Regions from separate parts of the Homo sapiens genome. Here regions 1 and 2 are each linked to region 3. The links are chromatin loops, found by intact Hi-C in ENCODE. Cell type or tissue: PC-3. All regions are shown on one strand.

The links. Hi-C counts contacts between places; a loop is a spot of excess contacts. Peaks named below come from ENCODE experiments on the same cell type or tissue, not always from the same donor. Only the 100,000 strongest peaks of a DNase experiment are listed, where the experiment ranks them.
Region 1: it touches region 3 in a loop (2.6-fold over the local background); 6 of 110 quality-filtered maps call a loop at or near these places.
Region 2: a loop joins it to region 3, with 5 times the contacts of the local background. A loop is called at or near these places in 3 of 110 quality-filtered maps.

The regions. Positions count from the first base shown.
Region 1 is chr2:168,186,770-168,194,769 of GRCh38, forward strand. The region is part of intron 1 of STK39 (serine/threonine kinase 39); the gene reads right to left. Among named protein-coding and RNA genes, the nearest start is that of STK39, 57 kb to the right of the region's middle. In PC-3, no CTCF peak of the experiment used is centred here; a DNase peak (open chromatin) is centred at 3,232; H3K4me3 peaks cover 957 bases; H3K27ac peaks cover 3,427 bases.
Region 2 is chr2:168,207,769-168,215,768 of GRCh38, forward strand. The region is part of intron 1 of STK39 (serine/threonine kinase 39); the gene reads right to left. It overlaps LOC124906088 (a long non-coding RNA gene), which reads left to right and starts at 3,682. Exons shown (of 2, transcript XR_007087283.1): 1 at 3,682-3,764; 2 at 4,231-5,655. RefSeq lists an enhancer at 3,052-4,251. In PC-3, no CTCF peak of the experiment used is centred here; a DNase peak (open chromatin) is centred at 3,573; H3K4me3 peaks cover 918 bases; H3K27ac peaks cover 3,853 bases.
Region 3 is chr2:168,132,966-168,140,965 of GRCh38, forward strand. It overlaps STK39 (serine/threonine kinase 39), which reads right to left. Exons shown (of 18, transcript NM_013233.3): 6 at 7,684-7,793; 7 at 7,324-7,425; 8 at 5,123-5,256. Among named protein-coding and RNA genes, the nearest start is that of STK39, 110 kb to the right of the region's middle. In PC-3, a CTCF peak has its summit at 3,606 (motif pointing right); a DNase peak (open chromatin) is centred at 3,626; H3K27ac peaks cover 1,134 bases.

The sequences.
Region 1 (8,000 bases), 54 kb after region 3:
AACTATATCTACTGTTTATATGGCACCCAAGGGAAAAGAGGGCAAAGTGGCTCAGGGTCAGAACTGAGTTTCATTTTGCTTAGCACCAGGAAGATTAGACTGGTTTAAAAGAGAGGCTAGGAGAGCTAAATTTGGAAACCAAAGAACTAAATGATTTCTAAAGTCTGATACAGCATGATGAGCATAAGAGTTTAAAATATAAGAGACAATCCAATTCAGAAACAGCTGTGAATTAATATTCCATAGCAAAGATTGTCATGTATAATGCACTTTGATATCTAACCTTAAAAAGTTATTTTAAGGCCGGGCATGGTGGCTCACGCCTGTAATCCCAGCACTTTGGGAGGCCAAGGCAGGTGGATCACAAGGTCAGGAATTTGAGACCAGCCTGACCAGCATGGTGAAACCCCGTCTCTACTAAAAATACAAAAATTAGCCAGGCATGGTGGTGCATACCTGTAATCCCAGCTACTCAGGAGGGTGAGGTGGGAGAATCACTTGAACCCGGAAGGTAGAGGCTGCAGTGAGCTGAGATCATGCCACTGCACTCCAGCCTGGGTGACAGAGTGAGACTCCATCTCAAAAAAAAAAAAAAGTTATTTTAAAATATCTATGTCAATCCAGATTGCATGGGTTCATATCCCAGACCTGCCACATACTAACTGCTTATGCTTGGATGACTTGCCTAACTTCTTCATGCCTCAGTTTCCTCATTGGTAAGACGGCAATAATGCTACTTCACTCATAGAGTGGTTGTGAGGATTAAATGAGTTAACACAAAAAAAGTCTTTGAAACTGTGCCTAGCACATAGTAAGCACTAATTAAATCTTAGCTAGCGTTGCTCCTTAGGGAAATCCCCCCAGGTCAACTGGTGTCCTGTCAATCTGTCATTTTAATACCACGTAATATTTCATAGTATTAATGTACCATAATTTATTCAGCCCTCCTTCTGTTGATGAGTATCCCCTTTATTTCTAGTTTTCATCCCCATATGAACAATGTAGCAATAAACATCTAGTACTTTTTTTAAAAAAATTAGTCCATAAGAACTTTACGTTAAAGTTAAGACGTCAATTGTCCAGTAACCCCTTCCCATAAATGGCAAGATTTTTTTCAAGGCATCACATTAGCCTGTAACATTAGTTATGGCCCCTGGAAGGAAGTTCTAATCACCATATTATATTTAAATGAGAAGCACAAAGTTGGAACTTTAATAAGAGTTTGACCATCTCTTAGCACGTGCAAGAACTCCTTAAGTATGCTCAGCTGTCCTTTGCCAGTGAACAGAGTCAAGAGTGGGCTCAGGCTTTCTTTTTAGAGGTGCTAGCTGGTGATGGATAGTAAACAAAACAAATGGCTTTGGTTCAGCTGATTTATTCTAATCCTGCCTTTCCCCAGCTTACTCTTTGAGCTCTATTTATATCATGTGTCCAACCTCAAAGCCCACAGGCCAGTCAGTCACATGAGGACCAGAAGCTGGCCAGGAGAGGACTTGGATGAATGGACACACATGTGAGCTCTACAGGAGTACAAGTGCCACTCTGCTTCAGCCAACTGTCACCATCTGAGATCGCTGACCTGGCATAGCAAGACAGTCAGAATTTTGCAGAAAGGCTGAAAATCCAGAATTCTGTGTGACATCTCCTAATACAATAAGGTTGACGATTAATTTTTTAATTATAAAAGCATTGTGAGTCTAATAAAAGTTCACCACAGACTGTTATTTTGCCTGAGTGTGTTACTGCTATTCGCCTTCAAAGGTACACCCTTCCTTACTTGATGGTCCCAATTTTAAGTTATTAGATTGCAAGTGTGAAATTGCCATTTTTCTACATCAAAAATGTTCATGTCATATGGTTCAACATAGTATGAGCATGTACTCGGCACATTGACCCAAACTGATCTGCTACATGTCACCATCCTCCTCGTCTTACTATTTCACACAGAAAGAAAACCTTATCACAGCGACTCTTCTGTCATCTGGTGCATTCTATGTGGCAGGAACATGTGCACAGTGCAATCTCAAGTCAAAGACAAAGAACAGTAACGGTGAGACACACACAACTTGCCCTACGCATTAATTTATAAAACAGACGCTCCTGCTGGCCTGTCTGGATAACAGTGCACAAACCGCTCGCCTCCACTGAGCCCAGTGCAGCAAGACCATGTTTCTCAAGGCAGCTACAAACTGGTGACCCTCCTAAGTGACCTGGCTTGTGTCACCACCAAGCTGACTGAGTTTTGTCCTTCTGCCTCCGTCAAAAGAACAAGTTAGTAGAGCCTCCTTCCAGGGTTGCTGGAAAAGATTTAGAGCTTACCAAAAAAATAAAATAAAATAAAACATAAAAAGCAAACAGTAGGATGAGGTGGATTAATGGCCACTCAGTGAAATGTACTTATGTTTCACCACTGACCTGGATAAACTATCTTACCTGAGAAAGCCTGTTAAAACATTTAGAGGTCTCAGACCTCACTGAAGACAAGCAGCCCTTGTATATAACTCATCAAGAACCATCTGATAATACCACAGAAAAATAAAAAGTAGTCCTCGGTTCTGATTTTAAAAGAGATAGAGGAATCAAACCAGAACAAATGTAAATAAACTCACCTTGGACCACAAGCTACATCTCAAGCAACAACTAAAAAAAAAAAACCAAAAAACCCTACAGTGAGTACACTTACTGAACATGCAGAAAGTATGTGGATTGGGATACCTAATATAAAGAAATTCAATAATTTACAAATTGTAATAACTTTCAATGATAATGAAAATTATTATTAGGGAGTCTAGGTAAATTCAAGCCAGCCACCAGATGAGTTGCATGTGTGAGATAAGGAGCTAAAAAAGAACAGACTCTAATTTCCATCTAATTCAACGTGATTAATATTGGAATTTACTTCTAGGCATTTTTGTTTTCTTAATGAAACACAATAGATTTTTTTAAAAATCACTCTGGGAATATGATTGCTTGCCGGTTTAAAAACAAAAACATTTAACATTAGTCTCAAGAGCACTTACTCAGAGGTTCAGCCCCTCAAAGCTAAAACTCTATTGTAGGATTTTAGTCCTAATATTGATACTGACGAACATGCAACCTGGAGTAAAACACATAACCTTTCTGCCAGTGAAGCTGTTTACCTTCTAAGAAAAAGATTACTTCATTTTGATGGGGAGTATAGGGAGAAGAGAGGACAACCTAGCCCGCCCGAGCTATGAATGAATCACTTGAGATGTTGCCTTCTTGAACAACTCCAAGGAGAATTAGTCACTTCCTCACCATTCCCAGGCAGGGACTCTCTACCTACTTCATCCTAGAACTTCTATGCTTGTGGAGCGGTCTCCTCCGGCCTTATTATTCCTAGAATCAGCCCTTCCACCTAGACCACTGCCTGGAACACAGGAGGCCTCCAAGAGTGTTGGCTAAGTGAATGGAATGCACATCAGCCCATCACTGGGGAAGACACCCGCAGACAAGGCAGATGAAGTGTGCTCCAAGTTGGGTCTACACAGAGGAGAGCAGGCACTGGTGGGCTATATAACCTAAAGCAAGGGGAAGAGCACTTTTATTCAATGTGTTATCTCTAAGTAGGTCGCTGTGGGGGATGTGGCAGTTAACTTCAAGGTACAAGCCTAGGGAAGCTCTCTGCCTTCAGGCATTTCTGATTTGCAGAACATCCAGTTCAATTCTAAAGTCAGGTCTCATAGGAGAGCTCATTCTGAAGAGCAATGTTCCATCCGAATTTCAATTTTTAAAAACTGAATCCACTGGCCCCTGCTCAGCATGTAGGGCCACACGAAATGTGGCAGGCTAATATAAACTAGGGACTTCAATAATTCTATGTGAGCATAGAGAGATGATATAAAACACTAAACAACAACATGAAGGACAGACAAGAGCCCACAACAGCCCTCGAAATCCATGTCAGGGAACACTGCATCAGGCACTAGACTGTAGGCTGGACACACTCCTACTGAGAAAATCTGACTTTTATAGTCAGTAAACGGTCACTTTGAAGTCCTTGCCCCTTGCAAACTCAAAGTCCAACGATCTGGCAATATTGAAAAACTTCCTGTTCTGCTTGGAAGGGATAATCCACCTCCTCCCAGCAAAACCCACTTGTTTTACTGATTAAATCAACCAAATGGAAGCCAAACATTCCACAAAGAAATGTCTATTGCTATTCACACAGATAAACGGATACACCCACTGGCAAGGCCAAAAGGTACAAGTGTCCTGGTTTGAATATGTATGCTGTGGTGGTGGCTTCTGATTCCTTACTGCTTCAACCTCAAGCCACCTGTAAATGGGAAGGGCTCTATATGCAAAAAGAAGAGCCAGTCCCTACTTCCAGGTCAGTCCCACTCCATCCCTTCTTTGCAGCTATAGGCACGTTGGCTTTGCATAAATAAGAAAAAGGAATCCCTCTGACTGGACACAACGGAGTGCAGGGCCTGACATGCGGACAATACCCAGTTAGGGGGAAAAGCTCTTTTCTCCCAGCTAATTGCATCAGAGCTTGTGGGCTAAACAAGGGTTGGATTTTCAGCCTCCAGGGGCAATATACAACCTTGGTGGTCTTCAATCAAAGGTTATTAGCATATCCACAGCCCACGCCCTATTAAAAAAAAAATTAAAATTGGTGTCTAAGCCCCAGTACAACAACTCCAGAGTCAAGAAATAACCCCATGGGAAGGCCCTGGATTTGGGCAGATTTTTTCAAAGCCTCAGGAAGAGGATAACTACACATCAGCCACACCTAAGATGTCTGTTTAAAAAGCAGATTCTTAACCCTATATCCAACCTACTGAATCACAATTATTGCAACTGGAGGCCTGGGATCTGCATTTTTAATTAGCTTCTCCAGCAATTCACCCATATCCTTAGATTTGAGAACCATGGTTCCCTCCTGCGTATCAGCTTCTCTCGCCACACCTCTGCCAGGATTCTAGGGCTTGGGGAAATTAATCAGTCAGGGGCTATTAGGAAAATGGAAGCAATACTATGTAATGCGACATATTATTTAATACGAAGATCTTATTCAACAGGTGCTAGAGAATGGAAAAGACTGAGTTAACACAGAGTTACTCAGGAAGCTGTAGGAAGCAGCTACCACTCCTTGGGTAGGACTGTAGGAATCAAAGGGAGGAGGTGGTGGTTATTAGACTCTACACATTTAGGAGGAAACCTACAGGGCTGGGACCCTGACCTCTGAAGAGGAGCCCTTTCTGAAGGTCTACATGGGACTGGGATGGCATCTCAGGGGGTGGCAGAAGGCTGGTTCCAAGAGGTAGAAGGAAACTGGAAATGGAAACCAATTACTGCTGGCAGAGGGAAAGACCCTTTCCGAAGCTAAGCTGACAAGAACAGTAACAGGATGAAGCGTGTCCCTTCTCCCTCCCACAGCCTTCCAAAATTCCCCTGGTGCCCCCATTAGCACAGCTTAACAGGGAAACAGCAGGCAAAGAAGGAACATGGAAGGAGGTCTGCTGACTACCAACCCAACACCACAAGCAGATTCTAGGAAGGTCTATCTGGAGCTTAGAGGAAATCACTTAATAAGGAGCCAAGGGAGTGTGACCTCCACCAGCTCCAAAACGAGGCTGGGGCTTTTCCAAGCTCCATTAACAATAGCCAGGCTTTTAAAAAAAATTCTCATTTCACTCTGTTTTCCAACACAATTCCTAAAATGATCCTTTTTAATATCTAACACTTTCCAAATGTTCGCTCTGTACTTCCAAACCCCGCCCCATTCCACCCCAATCTACTTCCTCTGGATTGAGTGATGGTTATGACGGAGGGTCTGGGGTCACACAGCCCCAAGCTATGTGACCTTGGGCAAGCTGCCTGTGTGCTTTGTGCTGCACATTGCTCAACTACAAAAAGCAAATGACAATAGCATCTACCTCACAGGAGGGCTGTAAATATTAAATGAGACTATACATGTAAACATAATAATATAAATGTACATGTCTAGCACTGAAGTGTTTAAGAATGTTGACTGTTGGGGTTAATAGTATCCACATGATTATCCCAGACACCTGGATAGAAACTAGAACCAGGTCCACTACAACCTTTTGAGAAAATGCCTACTTATCCCCACCTCCCTATGATCAGCTCTGCTCCCACTCAGCCCCAGCTCCTGCCAGCTTCCTATTAACTCCCCCTCTTCAAATCCCACTCCTGAGGGCCAGCACTGACAACTTTTATATGGTAATGATTGGGCACAGAGAAAATTATGCCAGGAAAGTGACTCACTGTTCAAGATACAATTAGCCCCACTTCTCAGGTAATTAAACAGCCCTGGCTACCACATCCATGATGCAGCAAGTAACTAAAACATTTCTCCTACTCACAGACACAGGAAAAGAAAATCCATTCACTTTAATGCCACCTCTCCATCTGATCTGATTGCACTTATAACCCAACTCCTGCTTTTCCTGTCTCCTCTGACAACCTGAGGCCCTCCCCTAAGTTACAACCGCAATACAGGAAGTCAGGTCACCCTCTGCATGGTAGAAGTCTTTCTTCCCCCCCCTCTTCACACACTCTCACCCAGAAGCAGGGGCATGATGCCATAGTCTGAAATGATGGCAGAAAATAAGAGCCACAAGGGAAGAGGATATGAACTGCAGGAACACAAATGTCCAGTGCAGTGAAAAGTAGTGTCTTGGCAACCCCAGGGGGCCCTGAGAACATCATTGAGTGAGAAGGAAAATTAAGACACACCCTCATGAAGGGCACGGAACACCTGCTAAGCCCCGGTGGAAGCAGCAGCATGCTGCAGTCTCTGCCTCCAGCAGCCCCAGCCCAGAGTTTCTCCTAAGTGAGGCCACCTGCAGATCCCACAATACCATGAGTCGGAGCCTGGCAGGACATCAGGAGAATGTTCCCTCCTTTAGTCTTGGGGCTGGGGGCTAAGGTGTTAGGACTGTGTTGTATTGAAAGATGTGGAGACAACATAAGGGGTCACCTGGGTGTGCTGTGAAAACGTTGCTGCTTATTTAGTTAGTATGGGACAGGGGTGAGTTCTACATTTCTCAAGCTCCCAGGTGATGTGATGCTGCTGGTCCATGGGCCACATTTTCAGTTGCTACCACAGAGGTGGCATAACTTCCCTAAATTATCCCCGAAGGGGCCAGGTACCCACCTCCTAATAAGGGAATCGAGTTTAGGCCCCCATGGAAGGAACTGGAAAGGAGGCCTGAAGCATGGAAAAGCAGATGCCTCGGCGTCAGGGACAAGAGGTGCCAGCCTGGGAAGGGTCTCGCCCGCCTGCAAGCATCCAGAAGGAGCAGATCCACTCCAAAGAATAATAATTCAGAAATGTATGTGTATCGGGCTATTCAAAAATGAAGATTTGGCCTAGCATGGTGACTCATGCCTGTAATCCCAGCACTTTGGGAGGCCGACATAGGCAGATCACTTGAGGTCAGGAGTTCAAGACCAGCCTGGCCAATACAGCGAAACCCCTTCTCTATTTAAAAAATAAAAATAAAAATTAGCTGGGCATGGTGGTGCAGGCATGTAGTCTCAGCTACTCGGAAGGCAGAGGTGGGAGGATAGCTTGAACTTGGGTGGCAGAGGTTGCAGTGAGCCAAGATCACGCCACTGCACTCCAGCCTGGGCAACAGAGCGAGACTCTGTCTCAAAATAAATTAATTAATTAAAGTAAAATAAAAACAAAAATGAAGATTCAACATTCCCTCTATCTCATAACATGTAAGTTTATTATTTGATTTTTTGGGTGGGTTTTTCAGAAATTCACTACAAATGAAAGATGAAGACAATGCCTGCCTTAGTAGAAATTAGTACAAAAGGCATAATTAAATTTCAGAATTATTTCCAGCACCTAGGATTGAAATTAAGTTGGACTTTATTTATCTGGAAATTTATTTTATTAATCCAGAAAACATGATACCTCAAACATTATGGGTAAAGATATAAACAAAGCTGAACAGCCAGCTGATTGCATCTGCTGTTATTCAACTTATGTTGAG
Region 2 (8,000 bases), 75 kb after region 3:
ATTACAAGTATTTAGCCTCGTGTTACAGATAAGGACAGTGAGGTTTGGACAGTGATTTTTCCAACGTCAAAGAGCTAATCACAGGAATGAGATCCCAACTGAGGTCGGTCTACTCCCAAAGTCCACACCTTAATAAGCAAAAGTGGAGGGAAGAGTAAACTGGAAGAATAGCTGAGAAGGAAGAACAGTAGTGGGAAAGGCAAGATCAGAGAGGAAGAACCAAGGCAGTAAAACCCACAGAAACTGGCTCATTATTTGACTCAGCAGGCTCCTTCTCCGGAGATGTTCTGGGGATAGGAGCAGAAATATGGTCATACATTCCAATGTCAAGGTCATGTAATGAACACTCCTGAGAAAAAACGTAATAGAAAGTGTCCTCATAATGTTTAATATGTATAAGAAGATATATAAACTCTCTCCTAATCCCATTGAGATTTAAAATTAGGCATTTTCACCAGCTTATCACCTAAGCTCTGGCCAATACAACCTGTCACCAACAAGATTTAAGGATCTGCTAACCTATTGGACTATATAACCCTAAAATGATCAAGTGAAAGTACACTTTTGGAGGCAGACAATGTCCACATAGCACACAAATCAACAACAGAACCAACAGAAACTTTCTGACTTTTCTGACAGTGGCTACGACTATCCTTATATTTTTAGTCCAGGGTAGCATATTGCTTGGGTTGTGAATAAAGATACATGCAGAGACACCATTATGGAAAACTGTACCCTCCGTAATTATGTGCTTTCCCTTATGAATCCACTCCACCATTTTCTTTTCTGTACATAACATCTTTCACATTCTCATCTCTAGTTCCAATGTCTTCTCCAAGATTCCAATTCTCATTTAGACACGTGTGATAGACATTACTAGGGCTTACAAATGTCTCCTTCTTGAGCACAAAAGCACTGCACTACCCTGAAATAGGCAGGACCACGTGACTTGTTCTGGCCAGTGAAATGTGAGCAATGATGAGCACCTCTCCATCACTGAGGCGGGGAAGCCCCTGAGCAGTGCTCCCATGACTCTTCCCCTCCTGCTGCTAGAGATAACAGAGGATGGAGCCACAAGACTGAAGCTGACTGAGTTGCTGCAGGAAGGACAGCTGACTTAAGATATCTCCCACAGTCACAGGGAAGTGCAAGAGCAAGAAATACACTTGTGTTGTGCTAATCTCCTGTGATGTGGGGTTGTTTGCTACCATACCATAGCTCAGCCCAGCCTGACTGGTAGAACAAGCTTAGTGGCTATCCCAAGGATAGCACAATACCACCCAGAATCACATTCTCCACCTTCTTCCACCTAAATTCAGAGAAGCCTACAAACCTTCGATTTTGGTTAACCCTAGAATCTTAGATTCTACCCCTTTCCTTTGCACCCCTAGGCCCGTAGGAAGCAAATGCACAGAAGCAGTCTCATAAATTTTTACTGATGATGATGAAAGTCTTAAGCAAAATCAAATAACTTTTAATAAGTTAGATTTTTTTAAAGTGATGGAAAATACAGAGACCACCAGAAAAACATGTATTTTGGGGAAAAAAGCTCAACTATGAAGGTAGGTGTATTCTTAGATATATATAACTTTGAAACCTTTCTCTTACTATAAGAAACTAATGTAAGGCCTGGCGCGGTGGCTCACGCCTGTAATCCCAGCACTTTGGGAGGCGGAGGTGGGCAGATCCCCTGAGGTCAGGAGTTTGAGACTAGCCTGACCAACATGGAGAAACCCCATCTCTACTAAAAATACAAAATTAGCCGGGCACGGTGGCACATGCCCGTAATCCCAGCTACTTACTCGGTTGGCTGGGGCAGAAGAATCACTTGAACCCAGGAGGCAGAGGTTGGAGTGAGCCGAGATCGCACCACTGCACTCCAGCCTGGGGCGACAAGAGCAAAACTCTGTCTCAGAAACAAACGAAAAGAAAGAAACTAATGTAATTAGGCTGGGTGCGGAGGCTCACGCCTGTAATCCCAACAGTTTGGGAGGCCGAGGCAGGCAGATCACTTAAGGTCAGGAGTTCGAGACCAGCCTGGCCAACATGGTGAAACCCAGTCTCTATTAAAAATACAAAAACTAATCAGGCGTGGTGGCAGGCGTCTATAATCCCAGCTATCCAGGAGGCTGAAGCAAGAGAATTGCTTGAGCCTGGGAGGCAGAGGTTGCAATGAGCCAAGATCACCATTACATTCCAGCTTGGGTGACAAAGTGAGACTCTATCTCAAAAAAAAAAAAAAAATAGGAAAGAAAGGAAAGAAAGGAAGGAAGGAAGGAAGGAAGGAAGGAAGGAAGGAAGGAAGGAAGGAAGAAAGAAACTCATGTAATTAGAAAAACCTCAATTCTCACCCATGCTGCAAAAATGGCACACCAACTCTGAAGACATCCATTGATAAAATAGGCATATATGTGCTTACTTCTTTTGAGTCATACTATCACTACTGTGAACATATTGGAAACTGACACTTTTCACAAATATCACCTGCAATTTTAAAAATTAAAAGTGTAAACCCAAAGAATTGCAATGCAAATATCAAAAGTTCACCTCAAAGGTCATTTATCACCATTTTTTTCCCACCCCTTCTTGAAATGCTGGCTCAGAGAATTGCTATGAAAGAAAATATGTTGTGGTTTCATTAAAATTTCTAACTTAGAGATGTTGCAAACTTCATTATCAGTTACTGGATCATACAAGCTGCACACACATCAAGACACCTACTCCCATTAGTTAAGCAAACTATCAAACTTTGTTGTTTTGTTTTGTTTTGAGACGAAGTCTTGCTCTGTCGTCCAGGCAGGAGTGCAGTGGCATGATCTTAGCTCCCTGCAACCTCCGCCTCCTGGGTTCAAGCGATTCTCCTGCCTCAGCCTCCCTAGGAACTGGGACCACAGGCACCTGCCACCACACCCGGCTAATTTTTATATTTTTAGTACAGATGTGGTTTTGCCATGTCAGCCAGGCTGGTCTCAAACCCCCGACCTCAAATGATCCTCTCACCTCAGCCTCCCTAAGTGCTGAAATTACAGACGTGAGCCACTGCGCCCAGCCTCAAACTTTGAATAACGGATTTAAAATCTGAACAGGAAAATCTTTAATCTCCTCTTTGTTTTCAGCAGGAACACTAGAGAAGAGACAATCTACACAAAATAATATACAACTTAATTATAATTTCACTTGTCTTTCTCTGAAATAAGGCAAAAAAAATGCTCATCAAAATTTCAATGGTGAGTAGTCATTATATGGTTAAAAAGAGAAAGTATAACGTATTAGTCCGTTTTCTCTATTTACGTAATCACAATGAACAAACTGAAACTTCAGTTCCTCTAAATCCAACTTTAAAATCTTGCACCCTCAATATTCTAGGGCAAAAAAAATTATTAATTAGCTATAAATCTAGACAATAAAAATATTTTAACTTAGATCCACCCAAAAGGCAAAGAATGACTGTTATCTCTCCCACCCCATCTATCTCATCTCAAGAGTGTTACTAAATATGGATGTATTGCTCAACTTCCCTGCTCCACACAAGTATAGACTGCAACTAGAGTGACTGTTCTTCATTTCAAACACATGAGTCAAGAGGAAGTAGTAGTAATTATTTATTGGTCAGCACACATTCATCAGGTACTCACCACATATGTGCACCTGTTTATAAGGGTCATTTCTGTTCTAGAGTTTACCAGAGTTCACCAACCCTGTGAAGAGACAGGCCAGGAGTTCAGCCTTCTCAACCATGCTTTGTGCCTTCAACCTCTAAACCAGTGAGTTCTGGGTAATATTTGATGATAGGAAGTATTCCTGCCTTAAAGATGGGACTTTATATCTGCATCTGCCTTCCAATTTATTCTTATATTTTAATTTTACTTAGTTGTGGGTAGCAAACATACTGTCTACTTGATAAAGCATCATCAACGCCCTGTCTTACGTCTCTGAGGAGCTCATGAGAGGAATCTGTACTAGTCACTGTGCAAGAGTGGAAAATAATCTGTCAGTGTAGCTGTGTGCAAACACCTCCTCTTTCTGCACAGGGCGTTCATGTATAAATTCCTATGCCTGGTTCTGAAAGCAAAATTCTGACACAAACACTCACTGGTTCTCTTATTAACTAAGTCTATACCATAATCAGGGTGTGCATACCAGCTGCTGGGAATGGAGAGGTGGTGGTTAACTGCCCCACTCTGTCACAGTTACTTTCAAAAATGACTTACTGATCATTATTCGTTTTAGTTCCACAGAAAGAATGAGACATCTCAGTTGAAACTAATACCCAAAAGGAACCTGAATGGCACCTTTAAAAAATATCTCATCCAGTCATCCAGAACCTTTGTTTCTCTCACTTTAGAAGAGGTGAAAGAAGAAAGCTTGAGTCGTAAATTGAAGACCTTCCTGTTACCTTCCTTTTACAGAAACAAAAGCAGCTTGTCAGGCAAAGATTATCTGAATACCTTGTGCTTAACAAACAGACCAGACGAATATATTCGTTCAGTGGAGTGTTTGCGTAAGGAAGCTACTGAAACTTACTGTTCTTGAGAATGTTTCCTCCCCATCTCACCTGCAGGGAAAGAGCACCGACTTCCTCCCTAACCTTAAGTACAGACCAATAAGCCCTCCTGAACAAGCCTTCATTCATGAAGTTGTCTGTTCTGACCCACCTCTCCACATTGCCTTGGCCAACTCTCCTGACCCTGTGCTCCTGGGAAAATTACTCAACCTCTCTGAGCCATGTGAGATGTGAAAAACCTCAGTTAAATGTCTGAAAAGGGCTCACTGGTATAACCTGATAACTGTTTAGAGCATGCCTCAAAGAGCACTAAGTTGCAAAGAAGAACTCATTCCATGCTCCATGACTAACCTTAAACCAGGCATTCACAACTTGAAATGTGTTCATAGCATAGCCCTGTAAACTTCAGGTAAAGGTCACATTTCAGACCTTTTTTGTAAACAGTAAATTATAATAGTAAGTTACACGTGAAGACACTGTCCTTACAACACATCATATCATGACCAGTACAGCCTAAGGGTCCTCCGATCATCCTCTCCCTCCTGGGTTCCTTGTAAATGTTCCCAGTGTTACTGGTTTGGTATATCTCTTTCTGGTCCTTTTTCCTAGCCATTTATACATACATCCTTGAAACCACAAAAAAGATAAAGCAGAAGAGTATAGACTCCAGGATAGCCATTATGGAGGAGAATCTGCCTCTGCCAATATTTAGTCATATTAAGTACATAAATATCCCATGATCCATTCATCCTGTTGGATGTGTCTCCCAGTGACTCGACCCACAGATCCATGAGTGCATGTTCACAGATGTTCCCTGCAACGCTGTGTGTGGAAACTGGGAGTTGCAAGAAGAGATAAGGAAACCCATGGTGACAGCAAATGTCTAACAAGGTAGATAGATGGATTAATCATAAGAACATAGCGCTGAATTTAGAAAGTGAGAAATACTAAGTGCTAGAGCACAAAACTATTTGTGTAGATTTAAAAACACACAAATCTCATCTGCCATAATAACCACATACCTCAAATGATTGCCATGAGTAGGGTAAAACATGAAAATAGTCCCTGTCATGTGTTAAGCACTTAGTAAATATTCACTATTGTTAGATAAAAAGATGTTCACAGTATACTATAAACTTTCTATTACAAAACTTCATTTATGATATCGTCCTTTCTCAAGTGCTTTTTTCCTATTAAAAAAAAATATATAGAGGACCAGCCTGGGCAAAATAGCAAAACCCTGTCTCTACAAAAAACAAAAACATTAGGCGGGCATCGTGATGTGTGCCTGTATTCCCAGCTACTCGGGAGGCTGAGGTGGGAGGATCACCTGAGCCCAGGAGGTGGAGGTTGCAGTGAGCCAAGATCACACCACTGCACTCCAGCTTAGCCTGGGTGACAAAAGCCAGCCATATTTAAAAAAAAAAAAAAAAAAAAGTGTAAGACAAACTGGAACACCATGTGAAAAACTGCATAGAGCAGTTAACCTTGGGGGGAATGTTTATATGTTTTTAGCTTATTTTCCTTGCTTGCTCATATTTCTATAATGAATATATATGACTTTAGAATTTTCTTTAATCCTTAATGTTCCTTTCAATATGGTTTCTGACAAACAAAAATTAGAAACATCCTAAAAATCCATCAAAGGCTAAGTAGTTCAATTATGGTATATACGAATAGTAGAATATTCTATAGCCACTTTTTATCAACCTGATAAACAGTATAATGTTGTGTGGAAAAAGGCAGGCTCTGAAATCGCCCACGTGAAGACCTGAGAGGCCGGTGGACAACAGTGGTGGAGCAGCATGGACTCTAGAGCCAGCCTGCCCACCTCCACATCCTAAGCTGTCATGCAATCCCAGGCAAGTCACTCGGCATCCCTGAGCCTCAAGCCTCATCTGCAGAACAGGGTGATGACGGTGCCTGCCTAGTGGGGTTGCTGTAAGCAAATGTGAAAGATGTCAAAAATAACAACAACAACAACAAAAAAAAAACACAAGGTCCACTAAAAAGTGGGTACATTTTATCTACGTAAATTAGATCTCAATAAAGATTGATTTGAAAATACATGCATGCGAAAGATCACATATTGTTTAATTCCATTTATATTCTGGATAGTGTATCCAGAATAGGTAAATCACATACTGTTTAATTCCATTTGTATTCTGGATATGACGTATATCCAGAACAGGTGGTCGCCAGGGGCTGGGAGAAGGGAAAATGGAAAGTAACTGTTTCATGGTATGGGGAATGGTGGAAATGTTTTGGAACTAGACAGAGGTGATGGTTAAACAACGTCGTGAATGTACTAAATGCCACTGAATTGTTAATCTTAAATGGATAATTTTATGTTATGTGGATTACACCTCAGAAAAAGAAGCATGTAAAATAATAACATGTTTTACAAGAATATATACAAAGGATATACATAAATATTCAAAAGGTTGACTAAGGGGGAAAGGCACGAGTAAGGGAATAAGGATAAAAGAAAGTCAAGAAATAATGTTGTACAGGGTAATTCTGAAAAAGGTCCTGCCCAGACCACTGATAACTGTGTGCCACGAACTGAGGTAAGATTTTCCTCTACACTGGAAATCCAAAAGAGTGTATTGGTTTGCTGCCCCTTTTTGGTAGCAACTCTATTCTTCATTTTGTCATTTGCTGTTTTTACCCAGTAGTATATCTCTTGGAGCTCTCTTCATGTTAGTACATACCATCTTTTATCAGTCTCTTTTACAGCTCTAGGGATGTACCATGATCCATGTGTTTTCAACACCGTATTTGCGCTGACCTTATATAATATGCCAACGAATGAAGGTTTCACAATGAAGGATCAAAAATGGCTTGCAACAGTGTGTGCCAAACAAAAAGCCCTTTTCTGAAATAAGTTTAAATTGTAGAGTTGTTTTTTATGCATCCTTCATAGCCAGACTGCTCCCACAAACCACTGGCATTACCAAATGGCCAGGACTCCAATCATACTCTCCCCCCATTTCCACATCCTCCAAACTGAGGTTGATTTAATTTGATTTTACAGGGGAGAAAAAAAACGTTAGCTGGATAAGAGTTCATTGTGTGGTTCTTTGCTCCAAGATGACCCTTCCGTAAGCCCCGTGACCACCTGGCCTGGCTGTTTGGTATTAAGTTTAAAAGCCTGGAATTAGTTCAGAGAATACACAGGGCGTTAGCAATAAATAAGTTCATGAAGCTCTCCTTGGACCTTCTGACTCCTCCAGCTACCATGCTAAAAACTCTACTTTTGCTGGATCTGTTTCCCAAATCCCAAACATCAACATGTCACCTGCTCAAATACAGTGTATCTAACAGAGTTCTCTGAGACTTTTTCATCAAAATAAACTAAAAGGCTGCCCTTTCTAATAATTAGTCACGAATGTCAGTTGCCTCAAGGTGACACAGGAGAAACAAATCTGACGTGTAAAGGAACAGCAGCTGGAAATAATCAGACAAGAGGAAAGGGGGAAAAAATGGAAATATT
Region 3 (8,000 bases):
AAATCTATGCATCTGTTCAATACAGCGGGGAACAGGAGAAAGACTTAATGAAAATGAGACTCGTGCTAGCAAAAAAAGAGGACAGAGGAAGTGCCAACGTAAGGAGGCAAAGTGCCTCCCTGTCTCCTCTGCACCATCCCCCCACCAAAAATCCTCCTCCCCACACAGGAAGGGTCAAGTGTAGGATGCTGTAGAGAGAAAGCTGGGAAGTACCAGGGATACCTTGAGATACGGGGCTGGGAAAATACTTTGCCTTCTCCAGCAAGGTCATTGCCATGGTAACCAAAAATGTAAAAGGGAAAAGCATGCTGCAAAGAAAACTCCTTTCTCTGCACTCCACTCCACTCTCAGCCTTCATCAGTAAGTACAAAAACACAATAAGGTAACAAAATAGAATTGGTTTAAACAACCCGCCTTCTTTTTTTATTGGCTTAATTGTTAAGTAATAGGTAATTCCAACTTTACACAGAGAATAACTAAATAGCAGATTAGAGGTTTCTCTTTGCTCAAATCAGCTGAAGTGTTTATCACTTTGGGATAAAATCCTACATATGCCAAACTATCTCCATGAGAAAGAATGAAAGAATGGAACTGGAAGAAATTAAGAAAATGACAGAGGGGCCAGGAGCGGTGGCTCACACCTGTAATCCCAGCACTTTGGGAGGCCAGATCACTTGAGGTCAGGAGTTCAAGAACAGCCTGGCCAACATGGTGAAACCCCATCTCTGTTAAAAATACAAAAATTAGCCAGGCGTGATGGCGGGCACCTGTAATCCCAGCTACTCAGGAGGCTGAGGCAGGAGAATCACTTGAACCCAGGAGGCGGAGGTTGCAGTGAGCCGAGATCATGCCATTCCACTCCAGCCTGGGTGACAAAGCGAGACTCTGTCTAAAAAAAAAAGAAAATGACAGAGGGAAGACAGTGATAGGAAGTGTGAGAAAAGCTGAGGTCCTGCTGCCCATTTGATTTTAGGGTTTTTTTGGTTTTTATTTTCTCATTTATCTATTTTTATTTTATGCCATAGCAACTGCCAATGCCTGGCTAATGTGGAACCACCAGTACAGCCTACCTTTTAGCTGAGTACTACAGAAGAAAATTCTGCAAGCACAGTCACGTCTTACATGGCCACTAGCAAACATCAAACAATTCAGCATAATGTAAGTACAAACAGTTTTATGAGAAATGCTAAAATGTTACCAGCAACCAAAATAATGGTCCAGGCTTTGAACAATGATTCAATTTTAAATCCTTAAAAACAATGCAGCAGTCTGCAAGTAACAACATTCTCAGAAGAAAATCTCTTAAAGGATTCAGCTAATGCATATGGATGAACCAAAGTCCACTGAGACTTAAAATAATTTTCAAAAGATTCAAGATGAATATGATATAGTTTAAATAGTTCTAACAATTTGCATTAATAAGTTCCAACAGCCCTTTGACCTCAAGCAGAGCTGCTTTCCTCCCCACACCACTCCCCACAAAAGAAATATTCAAGTCATATTCCTTTCTTAAGGATTTATCAATGCAACATCATCCCCCTTGTTGCAAAAAAAAAAAAAAAAGTTGGTTCTTTTTACAGTTGCTAGCCATACAAAGCATGTAGTCTACAAGATTAAGGCTCTTTTATTTTTAAGGAATAGCAAGATGTTCTGGTATGCAAATATAAGCAACTCTCTGTCTACGTCAATGCAGAACACAGACTCAGACGAACCAAAGGTCTGCAACACCCCAGCTCCCTTTTATGAGGAAAGTCCCATGAGCTCTCATCGTTGACAAAAAAACACAGCCTACTCTCAGCGGCCTGAGAGTTGATGCATATGAGTGAATCTGTCCTGGTCACTGTTTTCTCGCAATATTTTTTCACTCATTGCTCATGAGGTACTCAGCAATACCAGGGCTTTGGCACCAGTAAACTTTCAGGTTACAGGTAGATGATCTACATTTAGGCAAGAGAAATAATAAAAATTGGCAAAAATTTTGCATTCACTCTTCAACCTACTCAAATCTGATTTCTGTTTATGAAACATTCTTCAACGGGTCCAAATCACCCCCAAATTGCAAGCTCCCAATCTCCAGTTGTTCAAGAAATGGTACTGAGTATATAATACAAACCAGACACTGGATATAAGGATAAGTGGCACAGGTTCTCCCAAAAACACTTATAAACTTTTGAGGAATTGGGGTGTGTAAATCAATAAGAGTACACAGTGTAATAAGTGCTACAAAAGACATATTTTCAACATACTGTAGTTATTGCATAAAAGTTTCAACAACTCCACTTGGTCAGAAAAAAAAAAAAGGCAAATAACGAATGGCAATCTTAATCTTGTGAGTACTTAGAGACTCCCTGGGCACTGTGCTATGAGTTTGAAGTGCCCACAGCACATTCTCTCTTCCCATCCTCACAGCGATCCTATGAAGTGGGTATTTTAAGGCCCACTGTACAGACAAGAAAGCTAAGCCATGCAGATGTTGATAAAGTAGAGCTAGGAATCCCACCCACAGGTATGTAACTCTAGGAGGATGTGGCATCTGAACCAAGCACAAAAAGAGGGATAGAAAGGGGACAGAGGAAGGGCAAGAACTCTCCAATGACAAAAGCAAAGGCAGAAAATATTCCTGGTTTCTTTTATTATTGTGCAGGAAATTCAATGTTTACTTATCAAATTAGTCATGAATTCATATGTTGAAATTGCATCCTATCTAAAAAGTAATTCAACAATGTTGCTTTTTTCCATTCTTACATTGCATAGATTTTTCCCCCCGCAAACTCAACCTACGTGTCTTTTCATTATAAGAAAGAGCTACCTGGGAAGGTGATGTGCCACTAACAGTCTATAGCTGCTTGGTATAGAGAACAATTGCACAATAGTGAGAACAAATTAAGTTACGGAGAAAATATCTAAAAGAAGACCTTAAAAGATTAATACTTTGTACATCAACAGTGTTTTTAAGAGAGTGGTCTCTGAAGGAAAGATTTGAAGATTTTGAATATATGTTATATGACGCTCTTCTAAAGGATTTTTTTTTTTTTTGGTGGAATAGAAGGAACCTGATATTTAAGCTCATATAATGAATAAAATCCGGAAAGACTTTCAAGATTATTAAGAAATAAAAATGGACCGGGTGCGGTAGCTCATGCCTGTAATCCCAGCACTTTGGGAGGCCAAGGCGGGCGAATCACGAGGTCAGGAGATCGAGATCATCTTGGCCAACAGAGTGAAACCCCGTCTCTACTAAAATACAAAAAAAATTAGCCTGGCGTGGTGACACACGCCTGTAGTCCCAACTACTCGGGAGAGTGAGGCAGGAGAATCACTTGAACCCGGGAGGTAGAGGTTGCAGTGAGCCAAGATCGCGCCACTGCACTCTAGCCCAGTGACAGAGCAAGACTCCGTCTCAAAAAAAAAAAAAAAAGAAAAGAAATAAAAAGGGTTTGTTAAATATAATGTATGTCAATCTAATTTGTTTTGACCAAATCACATACAAATCTCCTAAAGAAATACACTATTATATCATTAAGTACACTAACGATTCTACCCTACAGAACAATTTTCTTAAAAAACTGGAATTGTGTGACATTACAAATCACAACCACTAGGTGGAATCTCAATTACTGTCGTTCAAGAATCAGGAAGACCATCTATAATAACCTAGTACTAACTGGAAAGACAAGAACTTCTCTTGCTGGGCTATGAAGGATCAAATTCTGTTTTCTTGAAGATGTCAAAAAATTTTACTGGAGATGACACCAAATTCAAGGGGAAGATAAGCAAATGTTGGAAAACAAAATTAGAATCTAAGAGCATTTCACCCAAATGGAGGTTGAAGAAATAATCTCAATGAAAGATTAAAAAATTTTGGAAGGAAAACAAGCCCTATGAATCAAATATAAATAACAAATGAGATGTTTACATAGAAATAGTACACAGGTATGACAAAATAATCATCCCTTTTACAATAAATAATTCAAGATGGCTAATAGCAGTCTTCATTCCTGGCTCCATGAGAAAAGTGATTGATATGGAAAAGATTCAAGGCAAATTCAGCAAATGTAAAGGAATGAAGTGAGCAGCTACAAAGAATGGGTACAATTATGGAAACTGTGTTTAAACTAGAGAAGGCTTGCCTACTCAAACTGTAAGTTACTGTGTAAAGGCTTAACAAGTTTCATAAAAATTTAAGATCAAAATAAAGGAATCATTTCTAACAGCAGAGTCCTTCCCTGAAAAAGAAAGTTTCAGAAGAGAAGTCAGTTATTATGTTTTAAAATATAAGGATCAAATTGGATCCTCAGGTGGATTAGGATAGATAGGAACTTCTCAGAGGCCTCTCCTGGTCTATGCTAGGATAACACCACATACAACCAAGAACCCACAAAGGGACCTTACCCAGGCAAGGCCATTCACATAATTAACAATCTCCTCTAGGTGACAAAGAACAGTGGGCTCCATGATCACTAACCAGGATATTTCAAAGTCACAGAAATTAAGAAGGAAGAAAAGGAACTCAGAAAACAGACACACTACAGTGCAGGGCAATAACCCAAGAATAAATAGGAAACACTAATGTTAATTTAAAGCCATTTGCTTCTGTTTACATGATTAATCTTTTTAAGGTAAAAAATCTCCTTAATCTTCTTTACTGATAATCTTTTAAACAGCACCAACAACTTGTTCTGCAACTAACAGGAAGCTCATGCAAAATTCAATAGCTCTGCCTAGTTTAGACTGGAGCTAGCAGGATATTCAAATCCTGAGAGGTCAGTTCAACCTACACAGTGAAGAATATTAGCTCAGCTTCTGAATGCAGCACTGCCAATTTCTTTTGATTTCTGTTTTACTTCATTTCCTTTGATGACAGAGCCCACACTTAACAAGCACAGTGAATCTTGTTAACACCACAATTTTTCCTCTGCCTCTCCTTCGTTCTTCACCCACTTCTTTCCCTCTTGGACCCACACCGTCTTTCACTAACAGGTTGGAAATCTGGGGACCACAGCAGGGTTTCCCAGACAAGAAATACCTTTCCAGTGTCCTCACAAAGCCTTTCCCCATCTACAAACAAAGCTTTGTCATGGCTCAAACCAGGTCATTAACTCATCCACTAAGTTTCACTTACCTTTTGGAAGGATCTTTCTGAAGACACAGTGAAAGTAATTTTCTAAAGGACTTGCCGTACTTTTTCATCATTTCTTTATCCTCTACCCCTGTTTCCAAAGTGGGTGGATCATTTTGCAAAGTCAACATTAACACCTGCAGCAGAAACAAACATGAAGACAGAATCTCAGTATAGCAATTGCTACAATCTAGTTTTGAATTTTTCATAAAAGTGTAAAAAACCATCCTTGATTAGATACAAAGTGCTTTCCCATGATTTTAACTTTGCAGAAATTGTGTATTTAAAGTATTCATTACCACTGCAAATGTGTTCATGCCCCCTTTAACCTTTTTGTTATTCCATTGACAGAACTTACAAAACTTGCTCTATGTGTTAAGAATGATCCCGGACAGAGCTTTCTGGGAACTGGCTCGTGTACTGCCTTGAGGAGCACGTAGCTCCAGCACAGGCTAGTTGGGAAAGCGGGTGGAGGAGAAGAGAGAGGGCCAGCGAGGCAGTGACTGTTCATGTATACAGGTCATTCATAAGTAAGGAACTGCCTGTACTCAAGGCTTCTGTAACACATTACTAGCCCTAAAAATAAAACCACAACATCCCAGGAGGTAACATGATTTCCTTTAAAAAAATGAGAAAACATACAGAAAATTGCTAAAAGGCTTGGCAAAGCTGAGAGAGCAGGACACTGAAGGATAGCCAGAATATAACTGAGTTGCTAAAAACTGTCATCAAATCCAAAGTCCTTGCTGCTTTCGGAGGGGGACAAAACAAAATAAAATACAACTTTAAATCAAAACGGTAAAAATTCCACTCTTTCATACTAACTTCAAAAGTATTTGCTTTAAAAAAAAAGTGGAAAGTGTAGAAAACTACTAGCCTGTACAATCAATAAAACTCATTAATGCATAATTCAGCCTTAATTTATGCAAATGCTATACATGTCAAGCCTCTTTTCAAACACTTTCAGATGTGTGAATAGATGAAGCGTGAAAGTGACGGCTTATTGTTTGTGGAGGATAATAGCCCACAGGAGAAAGCGGGAGACTGGGAACTCTGAAGAAAAGTCCTAGAGGACGTCAGGCTGGGACAAGCAAGTGCGACTTTGAATTCAGGTGGGAAACACTGAGAAGAGGCAAAAGAAAGAAAATGAAGAAAGAAAAACTGAATAAAAGAAAAAATCCTTCAGCATTACTTCAGTGCTTTTTCTCCAAGAGGTCACTTCAATTGTTTACGCTTCAATTTTAAATTTTCTGCTAGCAAAATCCGGTATATGTACCCACACACACACAAATACACTAAAATCCTAACTATGTTAAAAAAAATTTATATATATATATATAAAAACAATAAAATGAATTACACTGAAACCTTAGTAGAGATTGTCTGGTTGATGAGATTACGGATGATTGTTTTTCTTCTTTAGTCTGAGTTGCACATCCAAACTTTCTACAATATGAGTATACTACTTCTTTTAATCAGTAAAACTCACTTTTTATTCTTGGGTTTTTAAAATAAATCCTCCCAAATTTTTCCAGTAACCATGAAACAATCATAGACCATACTCTATGTAAAATAGCATTATAATTTCACTAAACTATTTCAGCCTCAAAACAAAATCCAGTTGGGTAAATAAGCCCTGATACCACTATCTCAGAACTAAGAGAAATAATGAGGTATAAACCAGTTAAAAGAAGAGCAGAAACGTGAAAATAGCATCCTAAAAACACTGTGGCTCACTTATATCAGATCAGTTGCCAACATTACACTATAAGAGCAGGGGTAAAAATGTTGTAGTCCACTTAAAAAGAAAGAAAAAAAAAAGCTCTGAAAATCTGGGAAACCCATTTGCAGAGATGACATCACTATAATCTATTTTGAGATATTCTCTGGGAACCTGGCGTTGTTCTGCTATCAAAAGAGTAATGACCAGCATTTGTCATAGCTATCAACCTCCATCAACCAATCTGATAACATTATTTTCTTAACTCTGTGCTGAGACTATAAAGCAAGCTTCAAAGCTGGGAATTATGCTACTTTTGTCCTATTCTGTCCACTGAGAAAATCAGACAATGTTCAACTTGGCTGCGTTCCTCCATTAATTCTCCTCGGGTCTAAGAGAAGAATGAAGATGTTGAAGAGAATTAGAAAACAGATTCCGTCCAATCACATTTCAACCCCGATGTAGTATTTCCAATTGTAATTACTTTCATGGGAGGATATTTGTGATAAGGCGCTGCTCCTGTTGCTAATTCAATGGCAGTTATTCCAAAACTCCACATGTCAGCCTTGAAGTCATAGCCTCTCACCTAAGAAAGAAAGCAGGAAAAAAACACAATCATACAGCAGGCATGTTACACATCATCAAGTCCATGTCATGTCAGAAATCCACAGCTGTTGATGTATAACTTTCACGTTAGTTTGCTAATTAGCTAGCAATTGAGAATTAAATCTTAGTTACATTATGCATTCTACTAAAATGCTAGATACAAATGAAATGTTAGCATATTAATGATCTGTACGATTGTACTATGTCCATCAAAAAGTCACTTTTTTTGTTTTTTTACCTGTTCCATGACTTCAGGAGCCATCCAACATGGGGTGCCAACGAATGTTTTTCTTACTTTATTTCGGGTAACATCACCCCCTGTTGCTAGGAACGCACTTACCCCAAAATCTGAAAGGGAAAAAAAAATCACCTTTATTTTATGTAAGACATTATTGCTTATAAATTGTGATTTTTTGAGCATGTCTCTTCTTTGTGAGCTTTACAGTGGTGATGAACTATTCCAAACATGTCTACGGTGCTCTCTCAGGAAAAAAAAGGAAGACCTGCCCTCTGCTATCCCCTACACCTTGGAGAATACCATCGCTGGTAATGGGC